Regions from separate parts of the Homo sapiens genome. Here all the other regions are linked to region 3. The links are chromatin contacts, found by Hi-C or POLR2A ChIA-PET in ENCODE. All regions are on one chromosome and are shown on one strand. The core of a region is the stretch at or near the end of the contact, and the rest is flanking DNA. Distances in the headings are between cores, read along the strand shown.

Region 1 (2,700 bases), core at 80-2,579, 620 kb after region 3:
CAGTACTATTTTCATTATTTCCCTCTCTGAGCCTCAGTGTCTTCATCTGTAAAATGGGAATAATTAGCCTCACCTTGCCTAGGCTTGAAAGATCAGCCGGTAGTTTGAGACCTGCCTGGGCAATATAGCAAGACCCTGTTCACCACAAAAAAGGAAAAAAAAAAGGATGAAAGATCAGTTTGTGAGTCAAGTAAGACACACATGTGAACGGGATGTGTGGAGTGCTTTGCTAACGCGCCATTGTCTTAGTTACTATGTGCCTGGTTTTCTGCTCAACCCTCCAGGGTACGACTTTGTACAAGTCCCCAGGTCTCAACAGGACAGTGGGTGATCAGCCCACCTGAGAAGTGAAACTCATGATTTGGGTGAGTAGACTAGAGGAGAATCACTTCTTTCTTTCTTTTTTTTTAGACGGAGTCTCGCTGTGTCACCCAGGGATCTCAGCTCACTGCAACCTCTGCCTCACCGGTTCCAGTGATTCTCCTGCCTCAGCCCCCCGAGTAGCTGGGATTACAGGCACACGCCACCACACCTGGCTAATTTGTTATTATTAGTAGAAACGGGGTTTCACCATGTTAGCCAGGCTGGTCTTGAACTCTTGACCTCAGACGATCCACCTGCCTCAGCCTCCCAAAGTGCTGGGATTACAGGCATGAGCCACCATGCCCGGCCTGAGAATCATTTCTTGAGCTATGATCTGTAACATTCAAATGAGCCTCAACGGACACAAAACAGAAAAATCATCAAAAATGTCGGTGAAAAGTTCAGGTGGGAGAACTCAGGTGATGGTGCAGACAGAAGCAAGTAGGGGAGAAAGCTGGCTTCAGGGAGAGTGGTTAGGCCTTTGTGAGAAAGACTGGGGACTTCTCATATCATCCTCTGTGTCCCAGTTCCCAAAACACACACGCACATGGGCACATGCATGCAGGCACACAAAAACAAGCCCATACACCAGACGAAAAAATACAGATGCAGGTACACACACATGGACATGGACATGTGTGTGCCTGTGCCCATATAAACAAACATTAGTGCACACACACACTCACACACACACAGGCTCGGGCAGTATGTGCTCACACACAACCATACACACAGATACGCACAGAGGTACATTCACACACAGACCAACACACACAGGCACACAGATGCATGCACGCATGCACGTGCGCGCACACACACACACACGTGCACCCACCCTCAGTGATAACCTTCCAATCCACTGGCCTCTCCGAAATTAGCACAGACCATTTTCCCACGACCCTTTCTCGCTGAGCGTGTGATTCCAAAACTGTCCACAAGAAGGTGCTCGGGAGCCAGAATTCAGGCGTTCCCGGCCCGCGGACGCTTAGAGAGGGGAGCTTCGGAGTTATGGGGGGACCCACCCTTCCATTTAATAACTGAGAAAGCCACGGGAGGGGACTTGCTGGGCTCACAGCCAGTGATCCCTGCCCTGTTTCCTTATGGGGACTGCGGTCAGAAATGGGGAGTGGGGCAGAAACTGTCACTGTCACGGTCCTGTTTAGAGAGGAAGGTCGGAGAAACCAGTGCCGTGGAAGGCTCTGGGGCGTTGACAGGCGCTGTCCCCAGCTCACCGGCTCTATGACCCTGGGTAAGTTACCTGGCTTCTCTGTTCCTCAGTTTTCTCGTCTTCCCTGACCCAGGCTTTCCCGACTCCTCTAGGGGCCCCTTCCCCTCTCCATGAACACCTTCAGATCTCGGACTGTTTTCTCCACTCAAGTGGCATCTCAGCTATCCCCTCCCGGGTTAGGCCTCCCTGGCCCCTATTTAACGGTGTCCCCACCCCCACCACTATCTTGTTTGTACCAACACTTGCTGCCTGACAATGCACACTTGTTCATTTGTTCACGTTTATTTTGTCTTCTCCAGAAGAATGGAAACTTCGTCAGAGCAGGGACGTGAGGGTGAACTGCTCACCCGGGCACCGCTGGCGACCGGAACCCAGCTCCCTCCGGGCTCCGGGAGAGGCGGCCTCAGCTGTGTGCTGGTGCTGCCCTCCAGCGGCGCTGGGTCCCCATGGCACCTGGCTTTCTCCTGCTCCCCAGGGGCCTTTTCTTCTCCCGCCCACCTGTCACCAGCCGCCAGGGCAAGTCTCTGTGTGACTCTAGGGTGAAGGTGGAGGGACCTTGCCTCCGAGGATTCATCCCACCCGGATTCCGATGAGTGAGGGACCCTCTCTGGCACCTGGTGTTTGAATGGCCAGCCTCACAGTTAATAAAGACAAGTTTGGTATCAGCTGTGGGATCCGTCCAGAAAAAGACACCTTTGGGGCAGAAATATAATGGTGCCTGTCTCGACATAGTCTAATAAGGAAAGAAAGACAAGCCAGTCCAACGGTCCCATTTTACACATGAGGTCACTTCATCCCCACCTAGGACAGGAGGGTACAACGGCCTGGCCTAAGATAACCCTAGAATATGGTCACTCATTCTTCCACCCACTGAGAACCTCAGGGCAGTAGAGTTTTATGCAAAGCATGTGGTCCTGAAAAACTTGCATAATTCAAAGCGTGCATAATTTCTGACTAATTTTGCCAGAGAAATGAATGCAAAGTAGAAAGGATAGGTTGCATACATTACTCCAATTGTGGCATATTTTTGCCTTAATGCTGCTTTTTATTTCCCTGGCATTATCGCTAATATTTCATAACGCACTCTCTGCTAAATTAACAGTGCAGCA
Region 2 (2,700 bases), core at 20-2,519, 770 kb after region 3:
CACGGTCCCACCTCCTGGCCCTTTCTCTCTTGGCAGCCTGTTCCTGAGGGTCTATTCCACCTCCACTTTTCTTTTTTCTGAGTCGGAGTTTCACTCTTGTTGCCCAGGCTGGAGTGCAATGGCACAATCTCGGCTCACTGCAACCTCTGCCTCCCAGGTTCAAGCAATTCTCCTGCCTCAGCCTCTCAAGTAGCTGGGACTACAGGCACCTGCTACCATGCCCAGCTAATTTTTGTATTTTTAGTAGAGATGGGGTTTCACCATGTTGGCCAGGCTGGTCTCGAACTCCTGACCTCACGTGATCCACCTGCCTCTGCCTCCCAAAGTGCTGGGATTACAAGTGTGAGCCACTGCACCTGGCCTCACCTCTGCTTTTCAAAACCCAGTGCATTCTTTCAGGACTGTGACAGCAGTCACTGGGCAAACACTCTTGAGGTAGTTACAATCTGGGAATCCTGGAATCTGGGAGATCTAGACTTGAATCTTGGTTCTGGGACCATCAGTGACTGTTCTCTAACCTCACTGAGCTTCTTCCTTAAATGGACAGTGATGACAATAAGTACCACTTAATATGACTGTAGGGAGGATTAACAAGTAAAGGTAAGAAAGGCACTTAGTCCAGCGCCTGGCCAGTAGTGAATACTCAGATAAGGTCCCCAGACGTGTCTCTTGACTTAGGGACATGGAGGGCCCAGGACAATGAACAACAGACCTTGTGCCGATTCAGTCATAGCACAAGGTGTCTAACGGGCAGCCCAGGTCCTCGGGCTGGGGTGCTCACCCTCTCTGGGGAACTCACCAGGGGCCAGGCAGCCGATCCCCCATCCCCCACCCCCAGAGCCCGGCTCACCCAGCTCTGACAGCTCGTGCGAATCGGCGAATCGACCTGGGGAGAGGGTACAGAAGGAGGTGTGAGTGAGCATCTGCCTCACATTTCGTCTTCGGGTCCCGGAAATCCCCTCCCTACGCCCTTTGGGAACCTGGACGGGTCTTCTCAAGCACAGCGATCACTACCCTGACTCCGCAGGGAAGGGGGCCACTGGGGTCATAGGTCAGGGCCCAGAAGGAACTGATCAAAGGTCAGGGTGGCACCTGCCAGCAGGTAACTGAAGCCCCGCACTGCTGTCTCCAGCTGGGCCGTGGCGGCCGGGTGACGAGTCACGTACTCCTGGTAGCGGAGGCCCAGGAGCCGCAGCTTCTCCATCCTGCCCTCGGCACCGACAGACCCACAGAAGGACCGTACGACAGGCTGCGGCGCCCTGCTTCCTGCGCCCTCCTTCCTGCTTCCGGTCTTAGGCCCGCCTCTTGGTTGCTTAACTTCCGCGGGCCAGAAGGCTGAGGACTTGAAGAACCGGTGAACCACCCTTCACCCCATCTCTTGAACCGCTTCCCACTCGGGTAGCCCTTAGCAACTGAGGGCCCAAACCCGGCCCCCTACTCCCTCAAGTCATTGGTTAGCACGCTCTCCGCCCCTGACCCGCCCAGCGCCGTCAGCACCCAGCTCTTCCGTTTACCGGGTTGGCTGCCCTTGCGCCTGCGCAGTTAAAGCTCCGGTAAAGCCGGGCGGCAGTCAGAGCAGTTCATTCTAGAGAAGGGAGCTGGAGCCCCGAGTCTTTCCAATGGAACGCCGAGAGACTCGAACGGCAGGGCCGGATTTTAAAGGGCTGAGAGATAGCGGGTGCTTGAAAAAAGGAGCCTCGATCAGATTTGGGGAGGTGCGGGGCGTCTAAATACAGTTGCACTGTGTCTCAGCAGGCGCGCGTTCGGCCAGTATCCCCATCTCCGTTTCCTCAACAAAGGTAGTGCTGGGGAAACTGAGGCAGTAAGGAGTCCAGCCCTCTAGTGCCGTCTCGATCCCCTAGACAGCACAGTTAGTGCTCCGGCTTCGGCCTCAGCTCCCGTATGGACTGTGCCCCCCAAAGGGCTCGCGCCTGCATTCCCACATACGCGAAGAAAGCCCTGGCCCGGGCTTCTCTCGGCTCGGTGGCCCTTGGGCGGGAGTATCCCTTCTCTGGGTCTCGGATTTCCCGATCTGTAAAATGGTTTGAGGGCAGACTTGATCCTTGAACTCAGAATCGATCTCAGCTTTCTGGCCCTCGGACGCACCTCGCAGTCCTCAGCTGCGCCCCCAAGGGAAGGGGAGACCCCTGGGGAGTATCTTCCCAAACCAAGCAGCCTCCCTGGAACGGGTGGCACCGGGAGATCTGCGGCGAGTGGTGGAGGGAACGGGCGCTCTGGGGAGGTAGCGCTGATTGGCTGCGGGGAAAGGGGCGTGACATGGGTGGAGCCGTGGGCCAGTGGCCTGAGGGAGCGGGCCAGCGGATTTATGGTACCCTGAGAATAGTAATACATTATTTTACCTAATCCTCTCCACCAGATATCTCCAGATGAAGAAAGCATCCTTTTAAGAACGCCCAGCCAAAATTTGAGTGTTGGTCTTTTCTGACCTCAGAGACTAGGCGGTTTTTTTTAATTCATTTTTTTTAACTTTAATTTTATTTTTAGAGACCAGGTCTAAGCATCACACCTCACCAGGAAACCACAACCTTCCTTCCACTCCCTCACTCCACCCTACTCCACAGCTTAGTTTTCTTCTCTATCAGGTGGGGGATTAAAGCTGCCCTCTTCTCACATCAAAGAACGAAGACCCAGGGAAAGGTGACCAGGGGCCTGAGGAGAGGCAAAGGTCTTGGAGAACAG
Region 3 (2,700 bases), core at 109-2,608:
AGCTGTGTTTGTGACGCCAGAGTCAAGGGAAACAAATGATGTGGTACCCACAGTGCTCCCTCCCTCATCACCCCCACCGCCTCCAGCTCCACATCCAGATTCCAAAAGCCATGAGCACCCCCATCTGACCATGAACGCCCATCTGACCATGAACGCCCATCTGCGGATCGCCAGCAGCAAGGTTGACACGGAACTCCTTCCGCCTTGGGAGGAGGCTTCCCTGGGGTAGTACCCTCTGGGGGCCGTCTGGGCAACTCTTGCAGGGCTTCGTGGATGTTTGGGGAAAGCACTGGACAGCGCCTCGCCCAGGTGCCTTCCTGGGAATCACCAACTGGGGTTTACTGCCCCAATTTTGGAGCTTGCACAGAGCATCCTCCCTTGGTAGGAGAGACGTCGCCATTGGGCCACAGGACTTGTAGAGGACGCCACGAGAAAGGGGTTGATTGGGGAATGGTTGTCCTGGTTACGCCACCCTGCAGTGTCCCTTGCCCTCCTCCAAGGCTTCCAGCCCCATCGCAACCTGTCAGTTTTCCAGGCGCTCAGGAAAGCATGTCAAGCACTCAAGCACTCTGTGACAATTCCACCCCCGGCCCAGTCTTTCCCTCTTCACCCCCTCTCTGTGATGTCGAATCCCATTTCACAGATGGAGAAACTGAGGAATCGAGCAAGTGAATGCCGCTTAAACATCTTTTCCAAGCCAGCCAGGGACCAGCCCCTCCAGTTCTCAGAATCTCTCTCCCTCTGTAACATATTTTGACTTGAAGAACATGTGCGATTCGTGACTACAAAACCGCAACCCCACATAAAGAGTTAATATTTTTAACGAACCCCAAGCCCCTCACCCTCAGCCTTCGCGGGACGCCTGCGTCTCGCAACTTCAGTTTGTATCTCCAAACTGCTGAGCATTCAAAGGGTTAAATGGGACCGGGAGGGGGCCAGCCGCGGAGCCCTGAAAGGGTTAAAAATCCAAACGCGTCGACTCCCCCCGACTATTTGGTTCCAAATGGACAGCCACGCGACCGGGAGAGCCAGGGAGCCCCCCTCACAATGACTTTATTAAAATTTGAGAACTTTTACTTCTGACCCCAAAAAAGTATCCCAGTTCGAAAGTTCTCTCTTAACCTTTTCTTTTTTTCATCTATTTTTTTCTCGATTTCTCCACGGGCTGGATTATAAAACGCTCCCTCTCCCTTTGGGTTTGGAGAGCCGGGTTCCCCCCTCCGGGCAGGGCGCGGGCCTAAGGGGCCCCGGGAGTTTTCTCCGGGGCCGGGTCGGGACGCGGCTGGTGAGTCCCGGCTCCGGCCCCTGAATTGGGGGGTCCGCGTCTGCCCCAAACGCCGCTTTCTTCCGTTTTCCATGTCATTTCCTGTACTAATAAGATGGTGGTCAAAGCAGGGGAGGAGAGCAGCAGCGAGTCGCCGCCGCCGCCGCGCCGAGGCTGGCGCTGAAACTTTGCCTCGCCGGGGACCAGCGCGCCCGCAGCGCGGCCGCTCCCTCCGCGGGGGCCGCCAGCCGAGGCCGCGCCGCCTCCGCCGAGCCGCCCGCCGGGCCGCTCTCGCCGCCCGGGCCCCGCGGCTGCCGCAGCATTCCCGGGAAGGTGAGTCAGCCCCGGTAGCCAATGTGGCCATTGAAAATGGCTTCGGAGAGCGCTCGGCAGTTTGCCAGCGAGCGCGGGGGCCGCCGGTGCGGGGGCCGGGAGCGGCGGCTGGGGGCGGGGGCGGCCGGGGGTCTCGGCGCGGGCGCGGGGCGGGGGTCCGGACGGCGCCGGCGCGGGGTGGGGGGCGGCCCGCCGTGGCCGCGAGGTGGGTGAACCCTCGGCAGGTAGCTGCCGCCGCCGCGGGAGCCGGGGGCCGCCCTCCGCCTCCTTCCTCCCAGCTCGCTCGCTCCTCGCCTTGTTACAATGTAGCCTTTTCTCTCCGCAAGCGGCGCGCCCGCTGACGGACGTGGCCGCCGACCAATGGGAGTGGCGGCCCGGGCCGAGCGCTCGGAATGAGAACGCGGTGACACGGACGGGGCGGGGCGCGGACGCCGACGCCAGAGGGCTCGCCGCGGCCGCCGGCCTAGTTCTCGCGGACGCCCTCGGCCCCGCGCCGGGGGCTGCTGCGGGGTGCTCGGGGATGAAGGTGGGAGGCGTCCTTTGGGATGCGACGAAGCCTTCTCCATCGCGGTTCGCGATTGCCCGCGAAGCGTGGCCGAGCCGGAGGGCATTTCTGGAATGCGTTTTAAGTGTCAGTTGCGGTGTAGACTCTTCGGGAAACCTCTCCGGAGCGTAGCCTCCACCCCCCACTCGCAGTCCCCAAGGTACTCTCCTATGCAGAAACTGCAGAAACTTAGCGGCCAATGACCTCTCTCCGGTCAAGGCCAGCGTGCTCTAGGCGAGTCGCTGCAAAGAGAATACCAATGTCTTGGGCGATGCTGGTGAAAAATTGCTGGTGTGTGTCTAGAGCCCAGTTGGGAGATGGGGGCTTAGAACCCCCCAGGCTGGGCTGGGATTTAGGGGAGAAAAATGTGAAACGTCTCCTCTTTCCTAGACGTTTGCTTCGTGTGGAGAAAGGCTGTGCTGTATAATTTAGAGTGGCTGTAAGGAAACACACCCAGCCCTTTGTGCGTGGGGCCAGGAGGCAATGATGAGAGATTGCTCTTGGTACCTGGAAACCCTATAAACTTTGGGGGTTTGGGGACAGAAGAATTTTCTGTGGA
Region 4 (2,700 bases), core at 84-2,583, 600 kb after region 3:
AAGTCTTGGGCAAAATCTGAAATGGGGGATAGGAGTTGACCAGGCAGATGAGGCAGCAAAGGGTATTCCTGCCAGAGGCAGCTATCTTCACAGGCAAAGAGGAATAAAGAGAGCCTCCTGCTGCATGGCTGCAAGCAGGGAGAAGCTAGAGCCTAGGCTAAGGAAGTGGATCCGGAAGGGCCTTCAATGGGCCAAGAAGTGTGTCCTTGATCCTGGAGCAAACGAGGAGTGGGAGGAGAGGAGCCCCTTGGCCACATCTGCCCTGGGGCAGCAGCATGGCAGAGGTGCCAGGGGAGCAGAGCGTGGGGGGCATGCGGGGGAACAGACACGCTGGGAGGAGAGAGTCCCCTAGGGATGTGAATGTGGGAACAGGAGGAGGAGTACTCTGAAAGCTGTCTCAGAGCTGGAACCAGCAGGACTTGTGACTAACAGGAACGGGGCATGAGGGCAGAGGGAGAAGTGTAGTTTGAATCAAGTTTCTGGTTTGGGCAACAGAGTAGGTGGCAAGGCTGTTGACAGAGATGAAGAAACACCGCGGGAGAAGGCAATGTGGGGAAAACTCTATTTGCATCTGTATTACATTCCTCCAAATTCCATCTCTGAGAAGTCCACGCTGGCATTATATATAGTCGCAGTCAATATCCACATAACATTGTGGTCCTGCTTTTTTCCCTTAGCAGTACGTTTCCAGGTGTCACCAGAATCCTCAACGTCTTCCTTTGATTTGGCCACAGAATATTCCATTGTGTTAATAAACATGCCGGTTTCACCTTCTTATCCCCATATTCTGGGCATTCTGAAGAGGACTGTGATGGACACCAAGTTGTTCTCAGTAGGGCCTGTGAGTGGCTCCATAGCCCAGGTCTCCTGCCTCCTCCAAGGCTGAGGACCCCCTGAGGGCAGCTCAGGGGTGCCGTTGCATCTGCTCTGCCATCTACAACAGGAAATGTTGAGGAAGAATGCTTGAGACCTCACAGTCCCTGTAACTCACTGATCCCCAAAACCACCCCTGAACCTCAGAGGAACTTGCTTCCCCCTCTGGTCCCCAGGCAACACTGATTCTCCCAAGCTAGGTCGGAGCAGGGAACCTCACTCTTCCTCCACCTGAGCCCTCTCCCCTTCCCAGTGGCCATGCTGTTTTCTGCCGTCACCCTCCCCAGTAATGGCCTCGCTCACATCTCCTCTCAAGAGGGTCCCAAGGTACATGGGTCAAGTGAAATCAGGGTTGCCCCAGACCTAAGAACAGTGGTGCCCCCAGAGGGAAGCTGGAGCCCTGTGGCAGAGGTGGAGGAAGAGGAGAGGACCAATCAGTTGTTATGGCAACCAGGGCTCCCAAGATGGAGGGAAGGGAAAAGGCGGCCCTGCTCATCAGTTGCCATGGCAACCCAGAGCCTCCAGGCCAGCTTTGAAAACAAAAACCACACACACCCCACTTAACAAAGAAAGTACCCAGGACTCCTCGGTATGCTCCGCAATCCAGAGCGCCAAACGGAACAGGTCAAGGTCTGGTCTCACGATTGACTTTGTAGACTTTTTTTAGGGGCAGAAGGGCTGCTTTTTTTCTGAGAAAATAGAGAGCCAGGGCTTGATAACCCGTAGGGTCACTCAGCAAGCATTTACTGAGCCTACTACATGCCAGGGCCACAGCGACAAATTAAGATCCAGACCCACTTTCAAAGGAGGAGAACAGATATTTCCACATCAGTACGAGACTTGCTGGAAGTCTTCCCTGACGACGGTTTGGCAGTGTTCATTAAAAATTTTAAGTGGATGTTCTCTGTGACCCAGCAATCCCATTTCTAAGACGCTGCCTGCAGAAATATTTGAATCTGAAGGTGATCTTTGCAGCATTATTTACAGCAGTAGATAATGGAAAACAACCTAAATGTCCCGTAATGGAGGCCAGTTACATCAATTTTGGTACATGCATACACGTTGAAAATGCAAAGGCGTACGGGCGGAAGAACACATAAGGAACCATTAGCAGCCATTACCCAGGAGTCGCAGGACTGACCAATAGGGTTAGAGAAGGGGGGCGTTTCACTTTACTTCTCAACCATTTGGAGATGTTACAAGAGTGCGCTTCCCTCCCGCCCCCAAGAGAGACGGGCTCTTGCTTTGTCACCCAAACTGGAGTGCAGTGGCACATCACGGCTCACTGCAGCCTTGACCTTCCAGGCTCAAGTAATCCTCCCCTCAGCCTCCTGAGTTCAGCCTCCTGAGTAGCTGGGACTATAGGTGTGTGCCACCTGCCCAGTTAATTTTTTGTATTTGTTTAGTTTTTTTGTTTTTGGGGGTTTTTTTTTCCTTTTTTTGAAATGAAGTATTACTCTGTCATCCAAGCTGGGGTGCAGTGGCACTATCTCGGCTCACTGCAACCCCCGCCTTTCGGGTTCAAGCAATTCTTGTGCCTCAGCCTCCTGAGTAGCTGGGATTACAGGTACCCGCCACCACGCCTGGCTAATTTTTGTATTTTTTAGTAGAGACAGGGTATCGCCATGTTGGCCAGGCTGGTCTTGAACTCCCAACCTCAGGTGATCCACCCGCCTGGGCCTCCCAAAGTGTTTTTGTATTTTTTGTAGAGACGGATTATCGCTATGTTGCCAGGGCTAGTCTTGAACTCCTAGCTTCAAGCGATCCTCCGCCTTGGCCTCCCGAAGTGCTGAGATTACAGGAGTGATCTACCGCGCCTGGTTTACT
Region 5 (2,700 bases), core at 182-2,681, 580 kb before region 3:
ATTGTCCCACAGTTTTCCATTCAGTAAGTTGGGATGGGGCTTCAAAATACGCACTCCTAACAAGTTCCCAGATGATGTTGCTCCTGGTTCAAGGACCACGCTGTGAGAACTACAGTGCTGGGCTGGGATCCAGCTCCCGCCCTTACTCCACTCGTACAAAGCGCTCATAATCATACCCTCCCACAACGGTGTGTTGTGAGAGGACATTGTGATAATGGAAGTGAAAGAGCTTTGTCAGCTGCACAGGTGAATGCCCCTGGTCATTAACCAGGTAATCTGCCTGAGGCTAGTCCTCTGGAGCCTGGGAGGGCAGAGGGCTGGGACGCAGGGTGGGCACCGCAGCCACCTAGAGAGCTCTTGCAGCCCACCTCAATTTTGGGCCACTTTTTCTTCAGGGAGAAAGCCAGCTTTGAGGGCTTAGGCCCACAGCCCCTCCTGCCACTATTCTCATCAACCCACACCTCCTCCCTCACCTCAGGCAGCTGCTGGGCACTGCCCCAGCACTGGTTGTTCTGGGCTACTTCCCCAGGGGCCAGTCCAGGCAAGCTGGGGCAGCTCAAGCCTGTGACTCAGGACCTGAGGCTGGATCCCGCTCACGCCCGCCTCCATGAGATTCAGAGCCCTCGACTTCCCTTCTCTGAGCCTTAAACTGCGCATTAGTAAAATAGGCGCAACGAGAGTACCCATGAGTTGTGGGAATTCAAGGGCTAGAACTGTATTCAGCGCTTGGCATAGAGCCTGGCCCCTGGCAAGGATTCAATCAATGGTAGTCAGTATTTTCAAAAAGTTCCTGGGCCCAGGCCGCCTCCTGATAGAGGCCCCGACTTAGGACACAAACCGCTCCCACGCCGTTCCCCGGCGGCACCCGGATACACCCGCCCTGGAATGCCAGCGTGGGGGCCCCAGGGCTACCCGCCCGAGATGAGAGGGGCAGGGCAGGGCAGGATTAGGAAGGCGCTGAGCCCAGGCTGGTGCGGGGAGGGGCGTGGCCTCACCCTACTAGGGCCGGGGGATGGGGTGGGCTCGAAGGAGAAAGTGAAGGAGGCGGGGGCGCTGGGAGGGCCCGGGAGGAGACCGGGAGGACGAGGTAGGCGGGAGCTGGGCGGGACCGTTAGGCAGCGCCGTGAGTGGACAGGGCTGGAGCGGGGCGGGCTTAATCCCCAGTGTAACCTGGGGGCGGGGCTGCCGGGATAGAGGAGAGACTCCGTAGCGGGGCGGGGCCTCAGCTCCAGCTGGGCCCGGGGGCGAGGCTGGTTGGGGTACGGCCATAGTGGGCGGGGCCTGGCCGGCGGGAGCGCACCGCCTTCCCAAAGGGCTCGGGGGCGGGGCCGGCGGAGGGGGCGTGTCTTCTGGGGGCGGGGCCTGCCGAGTCCGCGGCGTTCCCCGGCTGCAGCCGGGAGGGGGCCGAGGAGTGACTGAGCCCCGGGCTGTGCAGTCCGACGCCGACTGAGGCACGAGCGGGTGACGCTGGGCCTGCAGCGCGGAGCAGAAAGCAGAACCCGCAGGTGAGCAAGGGGGCAGCGGGCCGGGGTAGCCTGCCGGACAACCATAGGCAAAGTTAGTTTTAGCCCCCGCTTCTGCGGTCCGGCTCGGACAACTTTCCTCGGAACTAGTGACAGGTCGGGGCAGCTGGTGGGTGAAAAGGAGCTTTAGCCACCAGTCCTGAACCCCCAGTTCTCACACTCGGCCGTGCACAGCTGCGTGATCCTGGGTCCGTCCCTCTACCTGGCTCTGGACCTCCCGGGTTCCAGCAGGAGGAAGTGAACCAGGTGAATTCCACGCTCCCGTTGCCCTTTCTCACTTAAAACGCCGGAAGGTGAGAGCTGGCAGGTGAGAGCAGGCTGCAGGTCGCCACAGGTGTTCCCATCGCGTTGCCCTCTGCAGTTTCTCTCCCTGCAAAATGGGACTGAGAGAAGCGAATTGCTTTAAAGAGTGCACTGTTTCCTCGGTTGGGGCTCGAACCCACCAACCCTGGGGAAGAGGAGGCCAAAGCAGGGAGGTTCCATTTCCCGCCTCACCTGCTTCCCACCAATTCTAACAGTTCAACTGAGCCGGACCCCCTAAGACTTCAAGTTGGAAACTCAGTGGGGCTTTTCCAGGTGAGCTGGCCTGAGCAGGAGGTTGGAAACTGGGGAACAGTTCTTACACTGGTGAGTGGGGAAGAGAAGGGAAAACCCCACCAATCCTTGGGCCCAGGGTCAAGCCCAGGGCCCCAGGGGCCCTTGAAGCATACCCGGGGTTAATTTCTTGGCTGACGGGTTCTGTTCCTGGAGGTGGTGGGTGCTCTGTGCTGGGCCCCAGTAGCGGGGCAGCATAGTTCTGTGGTCAAGGCTTGGGCTTTGGGATCAAACTGATTTGGATTCCATTCCCCCTCCAAACTTCAGTTTCCTCACCTGTAAAATGGGGATAATGACAATATCCAATAGCAGGAGCAAGCACTAAATAGAATAATGTGTATACACTACTTAGCAAGGTGCCAGGAAACCAGTGAGACCTCCCTCTGTGACAGCTGCTTTGATGCGGGTGGGCAGGTGATGGGCTTGCTTCCTATGGGGAATGAGCCTTTTTTTTTTCTTGGAGAGATGGGGTTGGCTACAGCCCCTCCTGACCTTGTGAAAGCCAGAAATTGCCACCTGCCACCAACATCACTCTATTTGAGGGATGAGGACTGTGTCATCTGGAACAAAGAGTGGCTGAGTT

Evidence for each region. A loop is a pair of places that touch in the nucleus more often than their neighbours do. ChIA-PET counts read pairs that join two places held with the same protein, here RNA polymerase II (POLR2A). Pooled maps may share reads with other maps.
Region 1: a map of CD8-positive, alpha-beta T cell shows a loop between it and region 3 (5-fold over the local background). The contact joins the promoter of LINC02716 here to the promoter of PRDM11 in region 3. A Hi-C loop is called at or near these places in 1 of 168 maps with a recorded cell type or tissue (CD8-positive, alpha-beta T cell) and 9 of 50 pooled maps. POLR2A ChIA-PET finds 5 or more read pairs at or near these places in 1 of 52 experiments (activated T-cell).
Region 2: a loop to region 3 is called in a map of CD8-positive, alpha-beta T cell, with 21 times the contacts of the local background. The contact joins the promoter of PEX16 here to the promoter of PRDM11 in region 3. A Hi-C loop is called at or near these places in 2 of 168 maps with a recorded cell type or tissue (CD4-positive, alpha-beta T cell and CD8-positive, alpha-beta T cell), 1 of 37 single-sample maps with no recorded cell type and 9 of 50 pooled maps.
Region 4: a map of ascending aorta shows a loop between it and region 3 (2.7-fold over the local background). The contact joins the promoter of LINC02690 here to the promoter of PRDM11 in region 3. A Hi-C loop is called at or near these places in 1 of 168 maps with a recorded cell type or tissue (ascending aorta). POLR2A ChIA-PET finds 5 or more read pairs at or near these places in 1 of 52 experiments (A673).
Region 5: a loop to region 3 is called in a map of CD8-positive, alpha-beta T cell, with 16 times the contacts of the local background. The contact joins the promoter of CD82 here to the promoter of PRDM11 in region 3. A Hi-C loop is called at or near these places in 8 of 168 maps with a recorded cell type or tissue (B cell, CD4-positive, alpha-beta T cell, CD4-positive, alpha-beta memory T cell and 3 more), 6 of 37 single-sample maps with no recorded cell type and 26 of 50 pooled maps.

The regions. Positions count from the first base shown.
Region 1 is chr11:45,770,103-45,772,802 of GRCh38, forward strand. It overlaps LINC02716 (long intergenic non-protein coding RNA 2716), which reads left to right and starts at 1,330. Exons shown (of 2, transcript NR_027134.1): 1 at 1,330-1,612; 2 at 1,891-2,256. RefSeq lists an enhancer at 1,022-1,523.
Region 2 is chr11:45,916,608-45,919,307 of GRCh38, forward strand. PEX16 (peroxisomal biogenesis factor 16) reads right to left here and starts at 1,270. Exons shown (of 11, transcript NM_004813.4): 1 at 1,093-1,270; 2 at 851-886. The coding sequence starts at 1,204. RefSeq lists enhancers at 326-1,078, 1,025-1,094.
Region 3 is chr11:45,145,281-45,147,980 of GRCh38, forward strand. PRDM11 (PR/SET domain 11) reads left to right here and starts at 1,359. Exons shown (of 8, transcript NM_001384648.1): 1 at 1,359-1,597. LOC105376652 (a long non-coding RNA gene) reads right to left here and starts at 1,503. Exons shown (of 6, transcript XR_931241.3): 1 at 1-1,503. RefSeq lists silencers at 1,760-1,839, 1,920-2,109.
Region 4 is chr11:45,750,275-45,752,974 of GRCh38, forward strand. LINC02690 (long intergenic non-protein coding RNA 2690) reads right to left here and starts at 1,334. Exons shown (of 2, transcript NR_183774.1): 1 at 1,237-1,334; 2 at 546-934.
Region 5 is chr11:44,564,232-44,566,931 of GRCh38, forward strand. CD82 (CD82 molecule) reads left to right here and starts at 1,432. Exons shown (of 10, transcript NM_002231.4): 1 at 1,432-1,505. RefSeq lists a silencer at 931-1,530 and enhancers at 1,445-1,945, 2,451-2,520.